Linked DNA regions of Mus musculus: region 2 is linked to region 1. The links are chromatin loops, found by intact Hi-C in ENCODE. Cell type or tissue: gastrocnemius. All regions are shown on one strand. Each heading gives the region's core, and the rest is flanking DNA. Links, peaks and the distances in the headings are about the cores only.

Region 1 (11,935 bases), core at 4,726-9,725:
ACTTTCTATCCTTGTTGCTTTCCCATTAAAATTTCTCTGAGAATCATTTCCTTAAATTCAGCCACCCTCAATGGTTTTCTGAAAAGTGATCTACCAAAATATATCTGCACAAAAATCCTGGGACCCATGAGCATCCCCTTGTCTTAGAAGAAGCCCTTTGAAATGAGGTCTTGAAATGAGGACATGCTCCTGGTTACCTGGACCAGCCCTGGATGCCATTCCAACTCTCATAAAAGAGAGGCAGGAGGAGCTCTCCCATAGTTATCATGAATACAAGGAAGATCGTGTGAAGCTGGAGGCTGAAAGGAGAGGGATACTCCCATCAGCCCAGCAGCACCATGGAATGCTGGCTGCCACCATAAGGGAGACATGGCAAGGAATACCCCTCCTCATATTAATCCTTCTTTGTTAGCTGTGACCAAAATACCTGGCAGAACAGCATAAAAGAGGGAAGATTTACTCTGGCTCACGGTTTCCTAGCGATCCACACATGGCTGGTTATGTCCCGCCCCCTACTGCCCCGTACTTAGGCAGAACATGGTGGCAGCAGGAATGTGTGGTAGAGAAGGTTCCTTACCTTTTGGGGACCAGAAAGCAGACAGAGTGGAAGCAACTGGGGACAAGGTACAACCATATCCCAATGATCCACTTTATCCATCTAGGCCCCACCCATGTCCCAAAGTAGCACCACCAGCTGTAGACTAAGCATCACCCTGTGAGCCAGCAGGGAACATTCCAGATCCACCTCATCGCACCCCAGACTCTGCAGAGGGGCAGCAGCTCTTGCCTTCAAACGTCCAGCCTCCAGCGTGGAGAGAATAAATATTTAGTCTTGTAAGCCCTCAAGGCTGGGGCAGTTTGTTATAGTAGTCAGAAGAAAAAGAATATACTCCTATAGCTCCCCCTTGTCCAACCAAGACCCAACTCCACTTCCTGCAGTGGGGTTTGTAACCCCTCTACTTCTCCCATCTATAATCTGAAAGTCTCAGCGTCTCCACCACACCTCACTACTCACTCGGTAGGGTCGGGGCTGTCTTCCTGTTCCCATCCCACATCGTCACCCATGCTCTGTCCCATCTTCTACACTCTTGTCCTGAACTTCAGTTGCCCACTCACAATGGCATGGCTTCTCAGTTGCTGTATAAAAACTGCAACTGAGGGCCAGCGAGATGGCACAGCAGGACAGGTCCTTGCAGCCAAGCTTGAGGTCCTATGTCCCATTACCCAGGATGCCATGTGGTAGAACCACCCCCCACGACTCTACCTCTACATACGTGTTCCCACACATATATGCCCACATAAACAAACAAATGAATGTAACGAACATCTTAATATATATTTGAGATGCACAGAAATAAGGCTTGTGCCTGAGAAATAAGATATTATTAGTGTTTAAAATGCCCTCGTGAAACTCCATAACTCTATTCAAACATCTGCCATTACAGCATGCTAGATTTTATTTTTCTATAAAGTTAATATCTGAACAGTTCTTAAAAGAAATTAAACAATATAACAAATCTTATCGTAGCGAACAGTGGCCCTTGGCCCAGCTCTCATCATCCACAGTAACAGCACAGCTATCCAATGGTGAGAATTCTCAGTGTACATAGCTCTTGCTTCTGGTGGTTACCTCTACTTTCTAAATAGCACCCACATGTTGATTATTTCCTCTGTGGAATATCCCTGATGTGAAATGTGAAGGTAATGGTGCACATGTGTACACTCTCCCCAACCTCCCAAAATAGTTACATTATTTGGGGGTAAGGGCCATTAATCAATATTCAATTTTTGTGGTATTATTGCATGTAAATACTACTATTTTTGTTCCTTGTTTTGAATTGTCTCGTTTTTTAACTGGGTTTTCAATGTGCGTATAATTAATGCAACTCCAAGCAACCAATTCTCTTCTCTTAGAATGATTCCCTCTCTGGTTAACAAGCTCCAGGCCTCCAGACAGCTCTCCTGCACTTTGTGCTGGCTTCTCTGGCCTCCACACATACAGCTTGTATCTGGAGGCAGCCCCGTCCCTTTCTCCTGGGAACATCTTTCACCTGTCTCTCACACAGCGACATTTTTCATTTTCCTTCTTCATTTGTGTGACAATAGCTTCTTTAAAAAGGAATCTGAAAAATAAGTATTTGGAAGTACAGGATTTTTTTTTTATTGGTTAGCCTGATACTCAATATAAGGCATAGGCTTGCCTTGAACTCAGAGCCATTCTCCTGCCTTAGCCTCTGAAATGCTGGGATTATAGGCATGAACCATGTCTTTGTTAGAGTTACTATTGGTGTGATAAAACACCATGACCAAAAAGCAAGTTGTGGAGGAAAAGGTTTATTTGGCTTACACTTCCATATTCATCACGGAAGGGAGTCAGAACAGAAACCTGGAGGCAGGAGCAGATAGATGCAGAGGCCATGGAGAGGTGCTGCTCCCTGGCTCACTTCCCCTGACTTGCTCAGCCTGCTTTCCTATAGAACCAGGACCACCAGCCCAGGGACAGCAGCACCCACAATGAGCTGGGCCCTCCCATAGCAATCACTAATTAAGAAATGTCTTACAGCTAGATTTTACAGAGGCATTTTCTCAGTTAAGGTTTCCTTCTTTAAGATAACTCTAGCTGTGTCAAGTTGACATAAAACCAGCAAGCACAAACCATCCCAGGTTTCTTAAAATATATGCCTTTATCCTGACTTCCTATGTTGTGGCAGGTTAGGACTGCAGGCTGGAAACACTACTTCAGGATCACAAGACATTATACTCTTCAAGTTTCTGGTCCTGAGACATCTGACACCCTTTAGATACCTAGTCCATGGGGTACACCCTGATATTCCTCTCTGAAGGCTCTCGAGTCCTTTTTTTCAATCCACAGCAATCTAACTCCCACACTGGTGTGACATAGTGTAACCTTTTTCCCCCGCCATCTTACTGAGCACTTCTCAAGCCCTGTGTCTAATCTTGGTGAACTGTCCCCAGTTCCGGGAATTTTTCTTCCTTTCTATGAATGAGAAAGTTCCTGGGAAGGACGTCATGTTACACTGAAGCTTCCTTAGAGGTAAGGAAATTCCATCTTGACCCGCTGTGGAGAGATTGAGATGCCAAGGTTGAAGGTCCAGAGCCTAATTGCAATTTAACTTGGACTGTCTAGCTCCCTTAGAAGGCATTATTGCCCACATCTGGAGGAGACCTGACATCTTTGTGAGCATTAGGTAAAAATTGGCATGTATAAACAGACCACAAGATTTCATCGTTCAGAGGCCCATGAATGTGCCTGCCTGATGTCTTCAAAGTTCTTGATGGCTTCCTTTGTTTCGTTGCTATAAAAATGTCAAGAAACTGCCAGCACATTAGAGAATGGACCTTGGTGTAACCTGCATCTGTGTTCCCAAGGCCGTGGCCATTCATATTTGGCTCTAGAATAAACTACCTCTTATCCCCTTGGAGGCAAGAAAAGAGTTGTGTTCTTGTGTTGTCTTCATTTTCTCTCAGATACTGAATTCCTGGCTGGGTCCTTTAACTTTCTCATTTGAGTGCCGTCTCTTTGTCTCTCTGTTTCTCTCTGTGTCTCAGTTAATCTTCTGTAATATTTAAATGACTTGATATCTTTTGGTACCAAATTTAAAGCTTATGCTACATCTTTAATTGTGAAGAATGTTTTTATTCCTAATATATTCTTTTTAAAACACTTATTTGGGGGAGTAAAAAAACCTCTTGATTTCTGAGTATAATGAGTTATAGTTTCATTTTTTCTCTCCTTTTCTCTTTGAGTTTCCTTCCCATATCTATCTGTTCTTTATCTATTCTTCCCTTCTGTCTGTCTGCTATGGGCCTCTCCCATCCTTTGCTGGCCACTCACATTGAAGACCGATGCAGTAGAAGAATGTTTGAGCGTCCTTCATGTTGTAGTGGCCTTGACTCTGGCCTCCCTGAGCCAGGGAACAGAACCACAGCTGGGTACTGGGCAGTGTTTTAGCTGCTTTGCCACTGCTGTGGGGCACAGGCAGAGGTTAGCCTTATCTGGGCTAACGACTTCCCCAGTCTCAGTCCATGACTGCTTGGCCCTGTCACTCAGAGCCTGAGATGGTACAGAGGATGATGCTGGGGACTGTGTGGCCCAACAGCAGAGCTTACTTCATGGTGGCTGAAAAGGAGTGAGACAGAAGAAAGGGGTCAAGATCTCAATGTCTCCTTCAAGGGCATGGACCTAGCTAGTGAGCTAACTTCCTCCATTAGACCCCATCTCCTAACGTTTCCACCCCCTCCCAGTAGCATCACAGGCTGGGGACCAAACATTCAATAAGGAGCCTTTGGGGAGAACTTAAGATTCCAAACTACAACAGGGGTCCCACTCAGCAATATGTGTAGATCATTGCCGTTGGCCTGGCTTCCTCGGAGAAATCCTTCAGTCTCACAGCAGGGACAAGAGATGGCAGACACATTCTGTGGGTATAGCATGGAGAATCAATCCTACAGTTAAGAGAGGGCTCCCTTCTCAGAATGCTTACACTTCACATTACCCCAGGACTTAGGCCCTGACAACTACAAAACTAATCTCATTTTGGGAGCTATGACATTTCGGGGCATTTCAGTAAATGGAACCACACAGTCTCTACCTGCTGGGACTGATTCTGCACTTTGACATAATTCTCTAGAGAGTAACCCACATCGTGGAGCGATAGCTACATGCTATGGACACAGTATAGCTTAGCTAAACATTCACTCATCCATGAATACCCAGGTTGCCTGCTAGAAACACTGGGTTCAGACTTTTGGTGTGAGCATGCACTTTTGTTTTCCTAAGATAAAAACTCATGTGTGAGATCACAGGAGCATTCTAACCAGATATTAAGGAGCAAGTGGCACAGGCAGTGACCGTGACTGTGACCATGACCGTCTCAGAGGACCAGCTGATGCCGTCGGGTGGCGCTCCATCCCTGCAGCAGCTAGTCTCCCACTCAGAAAACCTTGTTGCATGTTTGTTCAGAGCCTCCCTCCTGAGTGTGTCGGTGGAAGCCAGCATGTACAAGGCTGTCTCTGACCCTCATGTGAGCACTCAGAGGACGTCCCTCTCATCTGCCAGCTTCAGCTTCAGAGCCAGAGAGGAGACAGATTCTGTTCAGAGTCACCGGGCCAAGAAACAAAGCCGCCAAATCCAGACTGTGTGCGCGATGCCTGGCAGATTCTGCCCTTCGCTCTGCCGCATCCTGAGCCAGACTTACAGGGTTTCAGAGGCACGCCAGTCTGTACTGAACAATTCCAGCCATTCCATGTCCCATGCAGGAAAGATGCTAACTCCATAGAAAGAATGCTTATTTTAAATCTGCCCTCATTCAGGACTCCCACTCCACCCCAGATCTACAAGACATAGATTGGGGATCAGACAAGCAGACCTGTTCCAAGCCCCAGAGCAAAGACTGAATCTAGCTTCAGATATAGAGACTGGGGCAGCAGAAGGGGCTGGGACCTCCCGCCTGCAGTCCTGGGTTTAGACTTTGTTCCTGAGGCCTCCCTGGAGCAGAGGCCTCCAGGTTCTGCCACGAAACACATGTGGCTTGAAAGGAAAGCGCTGGGGCTGGGCCAGGGCCTTGCCTTTCCCTCCAGCTTTCTCATCCCACAGCAGGAAAAGCATATGTTCTTTCCATATAGAGGAGAAATTGTTCCGAGGGTGAGTAAGTCCCTTGTCCATGAAGCTGGCACAGCCCACAGACCACTGGGCAGGAAGCTGGGCAGCACTGGCTCCCACTCTTGGAAGCCGGACCAGGCCGAGTTGGCTGACACCCTCCAAGAGGGCGGGATGGTGCAGGGATGCTGGACTGTGGTGCCTAGGTCATTGACATTTTCAGGGCAGGGACCTGGGGGTGCTGAAGGTTCTTAGGTGGATGAGCGAGCAGGGAGTGCTTTTCCCATTCAGCTGCTGGGCTGGAGGAGCAAAGAAGCAGGGGTTTGCCAGAGGCAGGCAACCTGCAGTCTGGGTCTGAGTCAGAGGTGACTCAGGTGTGTGTTCAGCCAGGCAGGGTCATTTCTAGCTTGTTATTTCCAATACCTCCCCAAGTTTTCCTCTGTGCTTCAGGGTTAGGTGGCAGCCGGTGACTCATCCTTGATGCCAACTATCCTTCCACCAGCCCTAGATATGCAGGGGACACTTCTCCTTCCTGGCTGAGAGGGGTCCAAATTGTTACCCGATTTACCCCATTGATTAAAGAACTTAATATGTGTGGGGTCAGAGGAAGGTGGGCAAAGTGGGTTTGGTGTATGATGGGACGTTGGTCAGGGGGTCAGAGTAAAAACATTTAGAAGATTGTGAGACACAGTTTAGAAAGTCAAGGACTTGGGGCAGAAGAATGAGACAGAAAATCATCTGGAGATGAGACTTGTCACTGGGTCCTGAGCATAAGTGGTAAGGGACCATCCCTACTATATAACCTAGGGGTCCACCTGTCATCAGGCCCCTCCAGTCCCAGGATAGACAGCGCCAGGTGAATGGAGGCCAGAGCCAGCTGGCAGGCAGAGTGCAGCTTTAGATAGACCAGAGGCAGCCCTGACGCTGTTCCCATTGGCCAGTCTCGGGACATTCCCATCCGGGCCCTCAGAGCGGGTGCTGACTCGGATCCTCCTCCTTCCCCAGGCTTGTCCAGAGAGTCCCCTCAGGACAGCTGGGAATAAGGAGCTGGCCCCTTGCAAGATGCAGGCTTTCCCGTGGGTTTAGTACCCCTGGTAACAAGCTAGGCTTCAGGGCATCCAAGCATCTCAGCCTGAGGCAGGAAATTTAGTCAGAGCAGTCCTTTAAGAATCTAGGTTTGTCCTGCCATTCAAACGAATTTGAAGCCACTGAAAGAATGGCGGGCTTTGAGTTGGAGGGCTTGGAGCCATCTTGGACCTGGGCCAGCTCTCAGCCCCTTTCTGAAACTAAGACTAGCAGTCCCTGACCAGCACCCAAGCTTTTTTAAAGTTTTCCCCACCACTGGACTTCCAACCTTCAGGGCAGCCTTATTAGGCTGATGGTTCATGACTGCCACCTAGTGGTTATCGACTGCCAGATGGGGTAGATGAATCCGTCGATTTTGGAAGTTCATAGGAAACAATAGAGCAGTAAGCATGGGGGTGAGGAGCGCACCCAGAGAATATAAACTGCACTCTCCAATCCTGGGAGGAAGTCCCCAAGTTCCCTGAGCTCAGGATCACAGATGGCAGGCACTGCCACAGTCAAACACCTCAGGTTTGGGGTGAGGTGGGACCAGACGTGAATCCCTCAGACCCTAACTTTATCTGTTGAACTGTGTTTTGTGTTGTGTTGAGACAGGGTATTGTTAAGGCCTAGGTAACTTTTACCTGTCTGACCTGCCATTTGTGCTGTTACTCATGGCACAAGGAAACGTTCTGCTGTGCTGTTACTCGGAAACTTTCTCATGCTCTGCTTGTTTGCAGATTCTGTTCTGTTCTTTGGTGTTCCTGGAAACCAAATCGCAACAGAAGTCAGCTAGAACGGCTTTGTATAGTTAGCCACAATGATCTTGGACCTGAACCAACCACCAGGCAGCACTTCCTGTACCCATGTATAAACCTTTATGGCTTCTTGTCTTTATAAGCTGCCTCTGGGACGACGGACCCCAGCATAAGAGAGACATCAGCACCAATATAAGAAACTTCCAGTTAGAGTAGGAGTCAAATAAAGTTTAAATTCCCAAGGCCTCCCTGGGAACTGACATCCTACTTGGCAGAAAGAGACCTCTATGTGGGTAACTGGCATCCTGGTTGGTGAGTTAAGATATGAATGTTAGGCAAGGCAGGTCCCCTGCCACAGTTGAATACCCCAAGTGACAACAGGATACGTGTACAACAAAGTTGTGTTCCTAAGGAAATCCCCTGTCACCAAATCCTGATTGGTGGAATAACTTGGCGCAGATATTTGTGGATTTCAAGTCTTAAAAGATCTGTAGGATCCTGGCTCATGGTTGCAGCCAGCTCCTGAGTCTGGTCTGTGCCCTTGATCGATCAGTCCTGGAGTGAACGTTCAGTAAAGGATCCCTGACTGACTGAGACTGGTGTTCATGTGGTTTGTGAGCGACTCCTGGACCCCAACAGGTATGAAGTGGGCTAAGCTAACTTCAAATCTGCTGTGTAGCCAATGGTGACTTTGAACTTCTGAGCTTTCTGCCTCAGCCTCCTGTGTGCCGAGATTCCTGATATACAGTACCATGCCTGGTTTATGCGGTCCTGGGGATCAATGCCAGGGCCTTGCTCATGCCAAATTCACAAACTAGCCATATCCTCAGTACTCCTCCCACGAGCCCCTCATCTTCGAACCAAGACTACTTAGGATCCAACCTGTAGGGCCTCAGACCTCCTTCTGCATGGGTACTCCAGGCAGAAGAGGCCAGAAAGGTGACCAAGCTTCCTGGGTTGAGGCCGGCTGTCAACTGTAACTGCGTATTGCACTTGCCTGTCACTCAAGCAGTCCTTTTCAAAGCCAGGACCCTTTGGGATGGAAATGCCAAGCGTGGGTAAGGAGGTCTCTGCCCATTAGAGTCAAAGGCAGCTTACTGTTCTCACCCATGTGTTCCACTGCAGATCTACTAATCCAGGACCCGACTCCTGTAGTCGGGTCACATGGGGTGTCTGTTTTGTTTTGTTTTGTTTTCAAGCTCTATGTGTGAGCCTGGTCCTCTGCAGTGTGAAGCCATGAGGTGCTTTCTGAGGGACCCTGGGACTTGAGTACAGAGTGCTCACACTCAGTATGCAGTCGGTACTGAGCGTCCCCAGTAGCTTCCCGTTCTGCTGGTCTGGGTTGGAGCCTCTGTTAGGTAGTTAGATATTAACAGGCTTGGAAAGCTTAGGCGCTGGAGCCTGCCTCATAGTCTGCAGCCTATAAAACAAAGGACAGGGACTTCTGGGTATCGGTGGTCACATGGTTGGGACCCCCTTGGACAGCCTAACTATTTGAAATGGCTCCACGGAGTCCTGAAGTTCATGAAAAGGGGAGCCTTCTAGTAAGGAAGGAAAAACCACATTATTCCAGACACACACCACTGAGCCTCCTCCTGGAAATCAGAGCAAGCTGCTCCAAAGAGAAACACCATGGACTGGAACAGAGGCCTCAAAGGAATGCCAGGGCTTTGTTCTTGGGATTGTAGAAGTGACGCCAAGCCTGCCTGGTGTGTAAGTCCAGTCACTGGTCTCTTTGGCCATTGTCTGCCCCCACCCCCTTGATGGCACTTGCTTTGCAATAAATTCTGTCTTCTACCTGGCCCTTTGTGGTTCGTATTTGAATTCTTACCCTGGAAATCATGAGGGTTAGAGACGGGAGTCCAGGTGAAGATTCTGGCAACAACCCAAGAAATGCTGACAGTCACTGACACTTGGCATCTGCTTCCAAGAAGACATGGTGCTAGTAGTTGGGAGAGGGAGTGGAGGACAGGAAAGTTGGGTTGTTTGCTGTTGGTCACACGGCTACTAAGGGGCAACGCTGGCCTCCTGACCTAGTTCCCTCAGACTCCAGACTTTCTGCCTCTGCTTCAACACCAATCTCGCAATGAGGTGGGTGGACCCCAATGCAAGGAGCACGGGTAGCAGTGCCCCACCCTGTAAATGTAACAGGAACAGGGTGGTGGGGGCTTACGACTCCTGTTACTCAGATTCCAAAGTGGTCTCCTTGAATGGACAGGATTCAGGATGCTAAGGAAAGCCAGCGGCATAGGCTTACAGTCCCAGCTAGTAGCTAGAGTGAGGCAGAGGGACTGCAAGTTCAAGACCAACCTGGGCAATTTAGAAGTAAAAATTAAAAAAAAAAAAAGGAGGGTGAGGCGGGGGATGGGCGTAGCCAAGTGCTAGTACTTGAGACATAATGCATACAAGGCCCTGGGTTCAAGTCGAAGTACTGGGTGGGAAAAAGCAGGGAAGAAGGGAGGAAGGGACACAAGGTGGGGCAAGGCGGAGTGGTAGATTTAGGTATTTGTCATTACATGTGACCTGAGCTTGATCCTTGGGACCCATGTGGTAGAGGAGCAGAGAACTGACTCCCAAGGGAGGTGCTCTAAGCTCCATGCACGGACCATGGCATGGTATGGCAGGGAGGCAGGGGGGGGGGAGGGAGGGGGGGGGAGAGGGAAGGAGGGAGGGAGGGAGGGAGGGAGAAAAGGAAGTGGGTAAGGAGAGACAGGAGGAGGAGAAAGGGCAACCAGATAGAACGAGGAAGGGCTCCATACTGGCTAGGACGCATCATGAAGGAGGATATAAGGCTAACTGTTTTTCTAGTTCTAACTCCCCTATGGTTTTATGTTTTGGTGGTGGATGGTGCATAAAAAAAATATCACAGACGTATAAAATCTAACGTAAAGATAAGCAGCTTGGGCTGGTGAGATGGCTCAGTGGGTAAGAGCACCCGACTGCTCTTCCGAAGGTCCGGAGTTCAAATCCCAGCAACCACATGGTGGCTCACAACCATCCGTAATAAGATCTGACGCCCTCTTCTGGAGTGTCTGAAGACAGCTACAGTGTACTTACATATAATAAATAAATAAATAAATCTTAAAAAAAAAAAAAAAAAAGATAAGCAGCTTTTGTTCTAAGTGGCTACTCCAATTATACGCACATCCACTGAGGTCTTTGAATATGGTTAATTTGGGTGTGTTATTATTTTTTTGCAACTTTTTAAATAAAGTTTAAATTTAAAAAAAATTCATGGCAAAATGTGGGGGAGGGGGAGGGAGGGGGAGGGCTGGGGATGTGGCTCAATGGCAGAGCTCTTGCCTAGCATCCATGAAGCCCTAGGTTCAGTCTCCAGAAGTAGGACGACATCAGCAAACATCTCTGCACCTAGGCTGGCTGTGGTGATCCGCACCTGTCATGCCAGCACTAGGAGGCCGAGTCAGCACAGTCATGAGTTTGAGGTGGGCCTGGGCTCAAGAAGAGTCAGGAAAAGCACATCTTTCCTATTACTGCCATGCCCGGTGCCCTCTTCACAATGTATGAAATAAACCTGGGGAGGGGAGGGAAAGAGAAAAGGGAGAAAGGAAGAAATGAGGGTGGAGTGAGGGATGGGTGGAGGAAGAGGCACCTGCCCATTTCCTGGGCTAAAGACAAGAGGTCCTGGTGGTGGGCAGTTAGACAAAATCAAAGCCATTTATTACTAAAGTTTTTTTTTTTTTTTGGTTTTGCTGTTGTTGTTGTTGTTGTTGTTGTTGTTGTTTTTGCCTCAAAGCAAGAGAGTTGCTGTAATGGGGGAGTGTTCTTGGTTTTACACATTGCGGTGGTTGGTGGCAGTGGTTGTTAGAAACAGGTCTCATTCATGGAGAACTTGAGGAGTGGCAGCTTCTAACCCTGGATGAGGATGAAGTTCAGTCTGACGTCCCAGGGCAAGGCAGCCCTCGCTGGGCTCTGAGTCGCTGAGAGATTTTGTAGAGCTCCATTGTGGCCCTGGCATCTTCCACAGAGCAGTGGCCCCGCCAGTTGTTCTGCAGACACAGGGAGAGCAGGAGCTAAGGGGCTGCCTCCCCAGTCCTGGAGCTGGCCGCTCAGTCTGTCCACGTGTCCCTGAGGTCCCTGACTCGGGTTTGGGAGGGGTGTCAGCAGGTGACTAGAGCTGGACAGGGCAGAAATAACAGCGTGCGAGCGAGCAGAAGCAAGACTCTCCGGGAGCAGTGGGCAAGCGAGGCAGCTCGGAGGTAGAAAGGGCGTCAGCAAGCGGAGATCAGCAATCCTGACCATTCCGACATAGAGCAGAAGATGAAGGATGTCAGTGCCTGGCAAGATGCATCCTCCAACCCCCAAGAGGCTGCCAGGCAGGACCTGGGAAACACGAGAAGGGCGAGGCGCTAAAACAGAAGCTCTTTGAAGGGGGGCAGAGCACACAGTGGAACTGGGTTCTGTATACTTTCCATTCAGGAAGAAATAACTGCCACCTACCACATGCCACTGCTATGCTAATAATCATTTGACC
Region 2 (11,935 bases), core at 4,408-9,407, 160 kb before region 1:
CCCTTCAAAGTGAATAGCATGGATTCCAGCAAGAGACCATTGCTGCTCATGGCAGGAGAGGACTGAGGGAGGGTGGTGGTCCAGAGGAGGACTCGTGTAGCTATCCCACATGTGATCGTGGTGATGGGGATGGAAAAGGCATCTCGCAGGGAACCGGCTTTCTCACCCTCCATCTCCTCAGCGAAGCAGTACACATCATAGGTCTCATTGGTGTCCCGGATTCCGTAGGTTCTCACTCCAGGGAACTCGTCCTTGTCACCATAGCAACCTTCCCGGGGCGTGTGGATGGGGTATCTGTTGGGAAGTCAATGTGGGAGTGTGACACTAGGAACAGAAGGTACCCCAAAGTCACTGTCCTTGTAGCCATCACCTCCATAGGAAGAGACAGAGGCATAAAACTACTTCTGTCCAAGTCTGCTCTGCATGCCTGCTGCTCCTTCAGTCTCAATGCTGCTCATGAGTCTCGATGCCTCTGCTACCAAGTGCTCTTGGTACCAAACACTCTCTCCCCCAGAGATACATTCCACGTAAAAGGTCAGAATCTTGTGGGTTTTGCAAACCATGGGCCACTGTGGTGATCATCTGTACTGCAGCAGCACGGAGCAGCTACAGACAATGTGTAACCGAGTGAGCATGGCTAAGTTTCAGCACAACAATATTTACAGAAACTAAGAAAGGGTTGGTTTGGATTTGGCCATAGTGCCAACTTGGTACCACTTGAATCTTAGGTCTACTAAAGTGAAGCAGGGGCTGGATTCTCTTGACACTTAAACTAAGGCCCAGAAATGTGAACGGATTTGGTAACAGACACACAGCTTCCAAATTCCAGGGTTGGGACTTGAGTCTAGCTCTTCCTGAGGCCAATATGTGGACTCTTGCCATGTTAGACTGTTGTCTTACTTATCTTTTGTTTGTTTACTAATTTTTGTAGAAAGGGCCAGTCCCAGTTAGCGTCAGCTGTTAACTTGACACAGTCTAGAGTCTTCCGAAGGGGTCTCAACTGAGGGATTGCTCAGATTAGCTTGTGACCAGGTCTGTGAGGTCTTGAGCTTTGATCAATGTAGGAGAGCCCAGCCTACCGTGGAAGACACTATCCCTAGACAGGTGGGCCTGGGATGTGTGAGAAAGCTAATTGAATGTGAGCTTGTGTGTAAGCCTGTGTGTAAGCCTGACAAAGCAGCATTCTTCCATGGTTCCTAACTGCAAGTGTTTCTACCCTGACTTACCTCAGTGATGGACGGTGACCTGGAAGAAGCTGGAATAAATTGTTTCCTCCCCAACTTGCTTTTGATCAGTGTTTAATCTCAGCAGCAGAGTTGAAACTGTAACAGTGCTGTGAGAACTTGTGACTTAAAATCCCCTAGACTAATCCAGCTTGTATAGCTGTCTTCCTGAGGCCTTGTGGGCTGGCTTTGGGGCTAGCCTTAGGATGTATATGGGGTGGACCGTCTGCCTTCACAGGCTTGATACACTGTACTGAGATGCTTCAGGCAGTCCTCTGTTCTGCTTTGCCATGTGGCTCCTAGGATTCACTCAGAAAAGATGTTTCTAGACACTTGATGTATGTATGTCTTGTCTTACAAAAAAAGGATATAAATAAGCAGGCAGTGTACACATAATATATTTATATATACTATGCAATATATAATATATCGTTGTAATATATTATGATATATGAACAGGCTATATAAATATTAATAAAAAGGCAATAAATAAAAATAAAACTCCAAGTTAAAAGCTGACAAACAAACCAGAAGCAAAGAAACATCAGGAGGAAAAACAGGCAAAGGGGGGAGTGGAGCTCAGAACAAGGCTGCTGGTATTGTCTTCTCCTGGGAGAGTGAATAATGGGGGCCTGGGATGGAACACTGGGTATGCATGTTGACAAGGCCGGACCCTAGACTGGCCAGAGAATTATGTTTGTACCAGCTCAGTGCAGGTCATTGTCCCACCCCATCGTCTGCCTCATTCTGCTAGGCCTCTGATACTTGGCTCTCAGCCCTGACAGATTTTCCTCTGGGGGTCGGAGTCTCACCTGACTGTCTGGTCAGCCAGCCAGCCTGCATCGCACTGGTGGAAGCCATCCTCATAGGCAGCCTGCAGTTGTTCTGGGGTGGCGATGATGGCGCTGTTCTGTAGGCAAGCCCGCTGTGCTCGATCAAAGTCCAGGGTGTAGCGTGTGGAAATAGCTCTGTAGTGGAACACAATACCTGTGGGACACATGGACCAGAGAGCAAGTTAGGTGTGAGCCCTTGAGAAATGGTGACCAGGATCCAGGGGACCTTGGGCACTGTCTGGTCTAGGCTGACATAGTTTATTGTAATTTTTTTATTGATTTGAGAATTTCATACATACTTAAAACGTATTTTGATTATATGTACCCTAACTTCTCTCCCTGGCCCCTTCCAGCTGTACCTCCAACCCTCCACCCCTCCCACTGAGTCCAACTTGTGCCTGTGTATTCCTGGGTGTGGGGCCATCTACCAGAGTGCGGCCAACCCACCAGGGGCTGTACCCTTAAAGAAAACTTCCTCTGCCAGAAGCAGTCAGATCGGCTGCCAATAGATCCTTAGCAACTGAAGTTTGCTCTTGCTGGAACCCTGTCTCCTCTCCACCCCACCCTACCACCTTAACAGGGTGCTCACCACCCCATCATCAGGCATTCTCCTTAAAACACATTTAATAATTCTGACAATAAGAAAGTTATTGGAACGATAGCAAAAACTATCTCCTTGTGATTTTCCTTTTGTCACTCCAGGCCTTCTAATCCCCCCTCTCCACCACCAATCCAGGGAATGAGATATGAGGGTTCCAGGTCTCCAGTGGCTCAGGGGCATCCTGATGAGACCTCTTAGAGACAAAGGAGAACAGGAAGTGAATCTTCCATCATTTCTTTGAAGCTGAGAATAAAGGTTGGAGGAGCGGGCGGGGATGATGCCTGGATGACGTGTTAGGAACCCACTTTCACTCATTTCTAGGATCATGGCAGATATGCCACTTAACTCACTTGCTGATGTGCAAAATGGGCACATTTACAAGGCTGCTGTGGGGTAGGAGCACACCTGTGGGCATGTCTGTGAGGGTTTTACTGAAGAGGGAAGACCTACTCTGAAGGTAGATGGTACCATCCCATGGTCCAGGGTCCCAGAGTGAAAGAAAAAAAGGGAGAGTGATCTGGGTGAACAGTGGGATTCATCTTCCTGCCTCCTGACTGTCGATGCCGTATGATTAGCTGCCTCAGACTCCTACCACCATCTTGTCCCCACCATGGTGGACTGTATGCCCTCACACTGTGAGCCAGAGTAACGCCTTCCTCCCTCACGTGGACTCCTGTCAGGTCTCTGATCACAGCAGCAAGAAACACTGATAGACCCAACAAGTGAAAGATTGTTGGCAAACAAGCTGCCAACACCAGGATGTATTTATGTGCCCCACTCCTAGGGTCCCAATCCCACAGAGAACAGCATTTGCCAGACAGTCCCATAGTAGGGCACGATAAGGAGAAAACGGGTATGCAGAGGAACTGAGTGGGAGAGCTAGTCTCCAAGGTGCACATTGCTGAGGACATCATTCTAGCTCTTCCTACAGGCAACATGGCGTCCCCAGTGGGAGGCCCTTCACCTTTCACTATGACCTCCAGGGTGGCTTCGCTGTCCTCGATGCCGTGCATCACTTCACAGCGGTAGATCCCAGAGTCATTGGAGCGAAGGTTCTGGATCTCCAAGGTAGCATCGCTGGGGATGGCTGGATAGTTGGGGAGCGACACCTTGTCTTGGTAGATGCTGTTGACTCGAACCTGTCCTTCAGTGGCCACCAGCAGTACCACCTCCTTTTCCTTGGAAACACGGCTCCACTTGATTCTTGGGGTGAGGGGGGCAGTGGAGGGGGCAGTGGTCACAGGATGCATGGGGTCGATGAAGTAGCAGGGGATGGTGAGGGAAGACCCTAGGAGGACCTTCAATGGGGATGGTTGAGGGATGCTCACGCTCAGTGAGTTGTCATGGTCTGTGAAAGAAAGGCGGGAGGACAGACATGTGTTAGGAATCATAGAGACCCTCCTTCCAGGCGTGGAAATGCAGCCACCCAAGAGGCCCTTATCCAGCCTACCATGTGGGAACCTGGGGATTCTCCAGGTGTCTCCCCACCCTAAGACAAAAATCCGGAGCCAAACAAAGACTTCCAGAAGAGCATGAGAGAGACCTCAAACCTTAGACACCCAGAGGGGATGCCAACCCCTAGATACACAGGACCCTTATTCTTAGAGTAGTGATATGCTTGATTCACAGATTTTAGAAAAATATATTGAAGTATTTATTTTGGATATCATGAGTTCTCCATAAAAGGTTCGTGTGTGGAAGGTATGGCTGTGTTAGGAGAGGTGACTGGATGGGGATGTGCTGCCTCATGGGGGGAGATAAATCAATGCAGATGCAACTTTGGAAGGGATATCTTGTTCGCAGCCCCGCCCCCAGTCTCCCTGACTCCCTGTCTCTGTCATTCTGTCTCTGTCTCTCTGTGTCTTTCTGCCTCTTTATCTCTGTCTGTCTGTCTGTCTGTCTGTCTGTCTGTGTTTGTCTGTTTCTCTCTCTCCCTCTCTCTCTTTCTCTCCCCCACCCACATCTGTTTCCAGGCTACTGTGAGGTGAACCTCTCCCCTCCACTGTACCTTCAGGCATGACATTTCTGCCTTGCCACAGACAAGCTGTTTTCCTGAGATATTTTTCTCATAGAGACAGATACTGTCCTACACATTGGGCATAATAATTATTAGAATTACAAAATTCTCCACAGCCTTTAAACTTGAGACATAGGACTTCAAGATAGATATATCCCATTCTGGGAGGTCTGCTTTGGGCTTTAACTGGAACTTGTAGAAGGGCAAGACTTTTAAAGTCAAGGACGAGAAGACTGGGGAGAATAGGAGGTCAGGCATTTATTTTTTGGCCTGTAGAGTCAGAAATATGGGGTTGGGTAGGATTAGACGACATAAAAATTATGGAGTGTGTCAATAGAGAAGACATAGTGTTTCCTAAATTCTGTTGGAAAGGGAGAGAGAGAAACAGTCTTCTATACAGCACCTTTCATGGCAGGTCTTAAAATTTTAGAACCCTCCCTTTCAAGGGATGCTACAGGTTGAAATAAAAATGTTTAGAATAGTTGTGGGTGGTAGAGACATAGCAGGGTAAGGATAGGGGGGCCAGGAATGTCTGGAGTCCAGCCTGGACCTTTTGATGTCTGGACAGATTCCACCATCTCTCCACAAACACCTCCATCTGCTGCCCAGCCCTGACGCCGGTGTCCACAGCCTGGCTCTGTAATAGTGGTCCTCAGGGGATAGCCAGAGACCACTGTTGAATCCAACTTGGTGGTTGTCAAAGCTCTCAGCCAACCCTAGTGGACTGTTTTGCTAATATGGACACATCTCCCAAGGTGATGGCTAGGGTCTGGGTATTCATAGATCTCTGAGCATCATTGGAGGTCCAGATAACCACATCTACATATTCAAAAGCTGTGAATCAGGCCAGTATGTGAGTGAATAAAATACTGAGTGTCTTTCCATTTCACCACGGAAAGTTTTTTTTTCCATGACCCTGAAGTCCTGGAGTTTTGCATTGGCATACAGTGGGTTGTGGGGAGGGAGGGTGCCCAAGCCTCCTCTTGTCCCTGCCACCATGAGCAAGCCTTCTCTTATCCCCTCCCCTCCCACTGTTTGGGAGGTCTCACAGACTGTTCAGCCCTTGAGTTCCAGATCCCCACACTGTGTGCCAAGTCCTTCACATGTCCCTTAAGTCAGGGTTGGGGAGCTCACACCAGGGCTGTGCCCTCACTTCTAGAACGTTGAAACCAGTCTTTTCAACGTTGTTCCTCAGGTTCTCGTCTCCCCTTTGGTGGTCCCATCCATGCCCCCCTCTGGCTCCCCATGTCTTCTCTCTACCCCATTCACTGTGGAGTAGTTCTGCATGAGATTCCCCAAGGGTTCTGTGAAGGAGGCTGAGCAACTCTCCTTGCTGAGGGCATTCAGTGTGTGTGTGTGTGTGTGTGTGTGTGTGTGTGTGTGTGTGTGTGTGTGTTCCTACTACATCTAGAAAGGGCCAAGAAAAGGCCAAAAGAAGGGGCAGCAGGGACAGTATCCCAAAACGAACTTGTACCCTGTATTCGGAACCCAGTACCCACTGAATAAAGGAGTCATGCATAGAACTGTTCTCACCTGGAACTTCTTCTGAGATCACTGCAGCGATGACCCTCAGAGTCACAAAGACCAAGAGTAAAGTGGTCATAGTTCAGCTGGAAGAGATAGCAGACAGTTTAGGCACAGGATAGTTACGGAAGAGATGCCGTGATAAAATTCATGGCCAAAGCTCTGAAATCACATTGAACAGCAGGTGGGTTGCCATGATTTGGACAGTGTTTCCACTAAGGCTCCTTTCCTCAGAAACCGTCATCCTTTCTTAGATTAGTTCCAAGGTGGTTGGTACATTGGTTCTCCCATCTTCCAGTGGAGGCTCGTCCTAATGAATCCCAGTGATAGCTACTGATATGTGCCAGGTGGACCATAGATGCTCAGGTTTATACACTGTGAGGGGTTTTGCATAAACCCCAGAATCTGTAGACCTAGAGGGCCTCCCCTCTGCAGTGTGGGTGGGTCACAGCCAACCACCTGAAGGCTTTAACATAAAAAGGACCCTTTCTAGAGGGAGAGAGACTTCTCCCCTCATGGCTTTCCAACTGATTTTCTCCTCCCTTTTGGACTTGACCTGAAGCATCAGCTTTTTCTGGGGTTTGAACATGTGGAGTTTCAAACTGAAGATGTGTAGCCAGGTGCTCTGGCCTCTTTTTGAGTCTCTGCAACTCTGGGGACCCACAGCCTCCACTTGTATTGACTTTATTCTCTCCCTCTCCCCCCCCTCCCCCGCACACACACACAGAGTCATGCAAGGGCATATCTTCTGCTGAAATGAAATGATTGGTCAGTAGTGGAGCACACATGTGCAAACCAATCGACTGCATGCCAATCATATGAAAGTATGGGGAACATAATTATGTATATAGTACATGAGGCTTGGTAATGACAGATCTGTTGCAACCACCACTTAAAGCTCTCCCTTGAACAGTAGGGATCCCCAACTCCAGCCAGCAAGCATAACTGAATTTATCAAGCCATCATCTGGAGCAGTGGCCTTCAGCCAGCTGTATGTGGAAACAATCTGGACCTCATGGTACCACTGCCCTGGAGGGTACACAACCATGCCACTCACACACCTTCTGAGACCTGCACTGTGTGACACCATGCCCCACATGCAGCAGCAGCAGCAGCAGCAGCAGCAACAGCATTTACTTTTGGTCTAAGAATAATAAAGGAAGCCTTGGGGATGGGGCAGTGGTAGAGGACAGATGGGATCTGCAGCCACAGAGAGCATCCTTCATGGAGACAGCACCCTTCCCCCTGGCCTCCAGATCCCAGCCTCAGCTCTGTTGGAGTCCAACCGTCCAGCAGGTGTCGCTCTCTGTTTAGTCACCATAGGCTGGGCCAGCGCAGGGATCAGGGCGCAGCACCCGTAGGAGCATCAAGATTGTGGGGAGGGGAGACACTGACATTTCCATCCAGGGGTTCCTGGGGAGGAACAGTCTGGGCCCAGGACAAGGGGACCCTTTCCTGTCTCTGGAGCTTGGCATTTTTGACCATCAGTCCTCGACCCAGGCCTGAGAAATGAAAGGCCTGTCTGTGCGGCTGAGGGCATAGAGGCACATGACCCCTTGTGCTGTAGGAAGTCTGGAAAGTTCCACAGTTCTGAGAAATGGCCCCTTGCTTCTCCTTAGGGATTTTATGACTTAGATACTAACTTAAAAAAATAAATTTCTGGGGCCCCAGGTCTGGCACTTTGAGGAGACACAGAGTTGGAGAGGGGTTCTTGTTCAAGATCAGTGAACCAGTCAGGGCTAGGAAATGGTTTCCTGGAGGGTCAAGGAAGATCAGCCTGAGGTGTGTTTGCAGAGGGACCTTTACCCAAGACCCAGACACAAAGCTAGCCTGTTCCTCCCTCAGAACACCCTTCACTTGGAAGTCTTGTGTATGTTTCGGAGTTGTGTTTCTTCCCTCGCTCTCTGAACAAGCTGGACATTGTCTGGGATGCAATGGTGCTCTGTGGGGTTTGGGCTGGCTCTGTTTTTCTCCCTGGCTTAGACCAGGAAATGTGAAGGAATGAAAGGGAGGGGGCTGGTGCGGAGTAGGCAGCAAGACTAATTTTATTTCTTCTTCTTAAAAACTTTGGGATAGAATTATCGCAATAAATATGCTCTTGTGTTTGTGTGTGTTTTCTCAGTTGTAAAGAAAAATAGGGAGCAATTCCATTCTGTCTGGGTTCCAAGCCTCTCAGAGACTCAGTGAGGCTTTTATGTGAGGATACTGACTTTGCCAGCCCACGCTCACTCGTGGACAGAGAGACCTTTCTCAATGGGAAGGAAAGCGAGGCCGTGGGAAGGGATGGTACATGAAGGGTGTTGAGGATGGGGAGATGAGAGGAAGGCCTGAGATGGACAGCAGTGGGAGCTCAGAAGCACGGGGATGGCCCAGCAGAAAGCCTCAAGGATCCTTGTGTGCCAGGGATTGATCAATTGTTAGAAGCTTGACCAGGAAAAGCTGCAGGTTCCTGCTTTTCATATCTCTGTCTCTGTCTCTGTCTCTGTCTCTCTCTCTGTCTCTGTGTGTGTGTGTCTGTGTGTTTCTGTCTCTCTCTGTGATGTGTGACTGCATGCACGCATGTGCATGTGTGTCAGTCTGTCTTTGTGTGTATGTCTCTGTATGTATGTGCCTGTGTGTTTGTGTGCATACGTGTGAATATGGTCCATAGTTGGAGGCAGGGACTTCATCAGATCACATCATTGAAAGTGTAGCTCATTCTCTCATTCTGAATTCCTTTTTTAGCAGCTCTGTCAAGACTCAGACCCAGGTCCTGGCCCTGCCGGGTCACTTACTGCCTATTAACACAAGACCTGTTCTTGCTGTTTCACAGATGGAGTGAGATGTCTTGCCAGTCAGTTCTTCTCATCTGGGCTGGGCACTGTGCCTTTGGCACTGTACACACACAGGCTGTAGCATCAGCAGGGACCCACCAGTGCCACTCTCTCCCACCAGCCTGTGTGAAACACTTAGAACCCGTGAATTGGGGACGATGGAAATAGATGTGGGAGGGGAGGCTTCCTACCTGACAGGAGGATCAGGCCAGGTGACTTTTCATAAAGAAAAAACTGTTTTCATTCAAAAGCAACACCACTGCCCTTCCAAAAGCTAGAGAAACAGGAAACAGGGAAAAGGAAAAAGGAAGAGGAGGAGGAGGAAGAGGAGGAGGAGGAAGAGGAGGAGGAGGGGGAGGAAGAGGAGAAGGAGGAGGAGGGAAAGGGAGAGGAGGAGGGGGAGGAAGAGGAGGAGGAGGAGGGGAGGGAGAGGAGGAGGAGGAGAAGGAAGAGGAGGAGGAGGGGGAGGAAGAGGAGGAAGAGGAGGAAGAGGAGGAGGGGGAGGAAGAGGAGGGGGAGGAGGGGGAGGAAGAGGAGGGGGGGAGGAAGAGGAGGAGGAGGAAGAGGAGGAGGGGGAGGAAGAGGAGGAGGAGGAAGAGGAGGAGGAAGGAGAAGAAGAAGAGGAAGAAGAAGAAGAGGTAGAGGAAGAAGAAGAAGAAGAGTTCTCCTACATCCCAATCCAGTGTTTGTTTTTGTTTGTTTGTTTTTGTTTTGCTTCTGTTTTTTGTTTTGTAATTTGCCATCTTTTTGCAACCTATTTTCTGTTTCCACAGAATTCATCTGATGAAAGGACAGTTTTGTTCCTTCAGAAAAGAACACGATGGGGTTTTACAGTGTGACCTTCCTTTTGAATACCTGTGCTGGTAGCTTGGGCAGAGAGAACTTAGTCTGTTCCTGGATGGGACCAGAGGTTCCAGTCCCACATGCATCCCTTCTTTATCCAGCAGTCTGTTCCACTGCCATTGGCTCCTGTGATCTTCCTGTGGTGTCTACCATCCAATCCACATAAAGCCCAGGGCGCAAATTCAGGGACCTGTGTGCTCCCCACCCGCTCTTCTGTGCAGTCATTCTCAGTTCTGCACACTGAAGCTCCCAGGACTCTTTCCTCCTTGGAGCCACAGAAGGCCAGAGTTGGGATTGACCACTGTGAGCTTCAAATCCAATGCATTAAATTTACAGCTGAAGAAACCAAAGCCCAAAGAGGTTCAGGGTTTTGTTGAAGACCATGCAGCAGGTTAAAGGTGGACCTATAGCTAGAGTCCTATTCCAAGGATTGGTTCTTCCTATTTCTCAGACTTTGTGAGCTTCACAAAGTAGTGATCATGGCTAACTTACTCCCTGCTGTCTTCCAAATACTTACTGTAGTCACATACACACACACACACACACACACACACACACACACACACACACACACACGCACAGAGAGACAGACAGAGACAGACAGAGACAGAGAGACAGAGACACACACAGAAATAGATAGTTAGATAGATAGATAGATAGATAGATAGATAGATAGATAGATAGATAGATGGAGGGCAGGGCACTGGGCATCTTGGGAGTCATCTCCTTCAGCCCGAGGTCTTAGGGGTGGGGAGGTGGCACTGGAGGCTTGTGATGGTTCAGCATTCATGTGTGCAGAACCCCAGGAGATAGATCCTCACCTCCATTTTACATTTGTAGGTCTCAGCTAGAGCAATACAGCTTGCTCACGGTGCACATAGCTGAACTGGCACATCAGCATGGCATGTGACTTCAGGAAGGTCAGTCCAGGTCAGCTCAAAGGAGTAAAAACCAGGACCTCCCCTCCCAGGCGTCCCAGGGAAACCGAGGCAGTGCTACACTCAACTCAGACTGGCTTTCCACAGTCAGTATAAAGCATCTCTTTTCAACTCCACAGCCAGCAACTGTTACATCGCAAGTTTGCACTTGGGTGTTATTTGGGAGTGTCTATACTAGGGGAATCAGCAAACACCCATGAGGTGAAAACCTTTTTTTTTTCCTGAGAGTGGATTTGCCAGTTCACTGGAAATAACTTATGCTAAATATAAAAGAAATCTGGGAGAAAGACAAGAGGTGCTTCTCCTTTCTTAAGAACATGACTTTCTTAAAGCTTAGAAGCAACACTTACTTGGGGGTGTTAAGTAGTATGGGACCTGGACCTACACAAAACAGTCTGTAACATCTCCTCACTGAATGGATGAGTGGAGACTGGATTTGGCAGATTGGGGAGCCAGGAAGACTTGCACTGGACAGAGGTGTCCAGTGTCTTTAATGTAAGTCTTAGAGAAAGCAGCAAGGTTACTGATTCCTCAGCCACTGTCCTCTACCTAGCCACCTCTGTGGGCTAATCTCTAATGGAGCCTTTCCAGTTGCCACCCACCCATGGATGAAACCTACCCTGAGATCTGTGCGTGACCATGGTGGCATGTGTCATAGACACTGGAATTTCTAATCTTGCATGGGGAAGGGCCCTGTGAAAGAGGGGTCCCAACCTTAGTTTGTCCATTTCCTACGTATCTCAAACAGACAGTGTGGGATGGCGGGTGCAGCGGGACAGGAAGCAGATCTCAGCTCAGTTTTAACTCACTGTGGAACAAGACTATTTGCTGTCTTTGCATATGTAAGTTGAAGACGTCAAGTGCATGCTCATGCGTGCGCAAGCACACACACACACACACACACACACACACACACACACACACACACACACACTTGAAGTTTAAGTTATTTTCCTTGTATGCCCTTTCTATTCTTTCATACTTCCTTTTCTCTCCTTCCCTCACTTGCTCCCCCCTGCCCTCCTTCTCTTGCTTCTCTCCTCTTTGATCTTCTTAGTCCCAGTTTATTATGTGAGCTATTCTTACTGAAACATCCTACGTCTAACTCTACAGATCCATGATCCTGCTTTTTAGCTAATTAAG

The links. Peaks named below come from ENCODE experiments on the same cell type or tissue, not always from the same donor. Only the 100,000 strongest peaks of a DNase experiment are listed, where the experiment ranks them.
Region 2: it touches region 1 in a loop (11-fold over the local background); 36 of 42 quality-filtered maps call a loop at or near these places.

The regions. Positions count from the first base shown.
Region 1 is chr7:78,919,561-78,931,495 of GRCm38, reverse strand. It overlaps Isg20 (interferon-stimulated protein), which reads right to left. Exons shown (of 4, transcript NM_020583.5): 4 at 11,100-11,450. The coding sequence ends at 11,334. Among named protein-coding and RNA genes, the nearest start is that of Isg20, 12 kb to the right of the region's middle. In gastrocnemius, for the core only: no CTCF peak of the experiment used is centred there; DNase peaks (open chromatin) are centred at 5,132, 5,686, 6,560 and 6,993.
Region 2 is chr7:79,076,537-79,088,471 of GRCm38, reverse strand. It overlaps Acan (aggrecan), which reads right to left. Exons shown (of 18, transcript NM_001361500.1): 2 at 6,208-6,284; 3 at 3,622-4,005; 4 at 2,036-2,210; 5 at 167-294. The coding sequence starts at 6,277. Among named protein-coding and RNA genes, the nearest start is that of Gm26633, 29 kb to the right of the region's middle. In gastrocnemius, for the core only: a CTCF peak has its summit at 7,492 (motif pointing right); DNase peaks (open chromatin) are centred at 7,219, 7,497 and 9,057.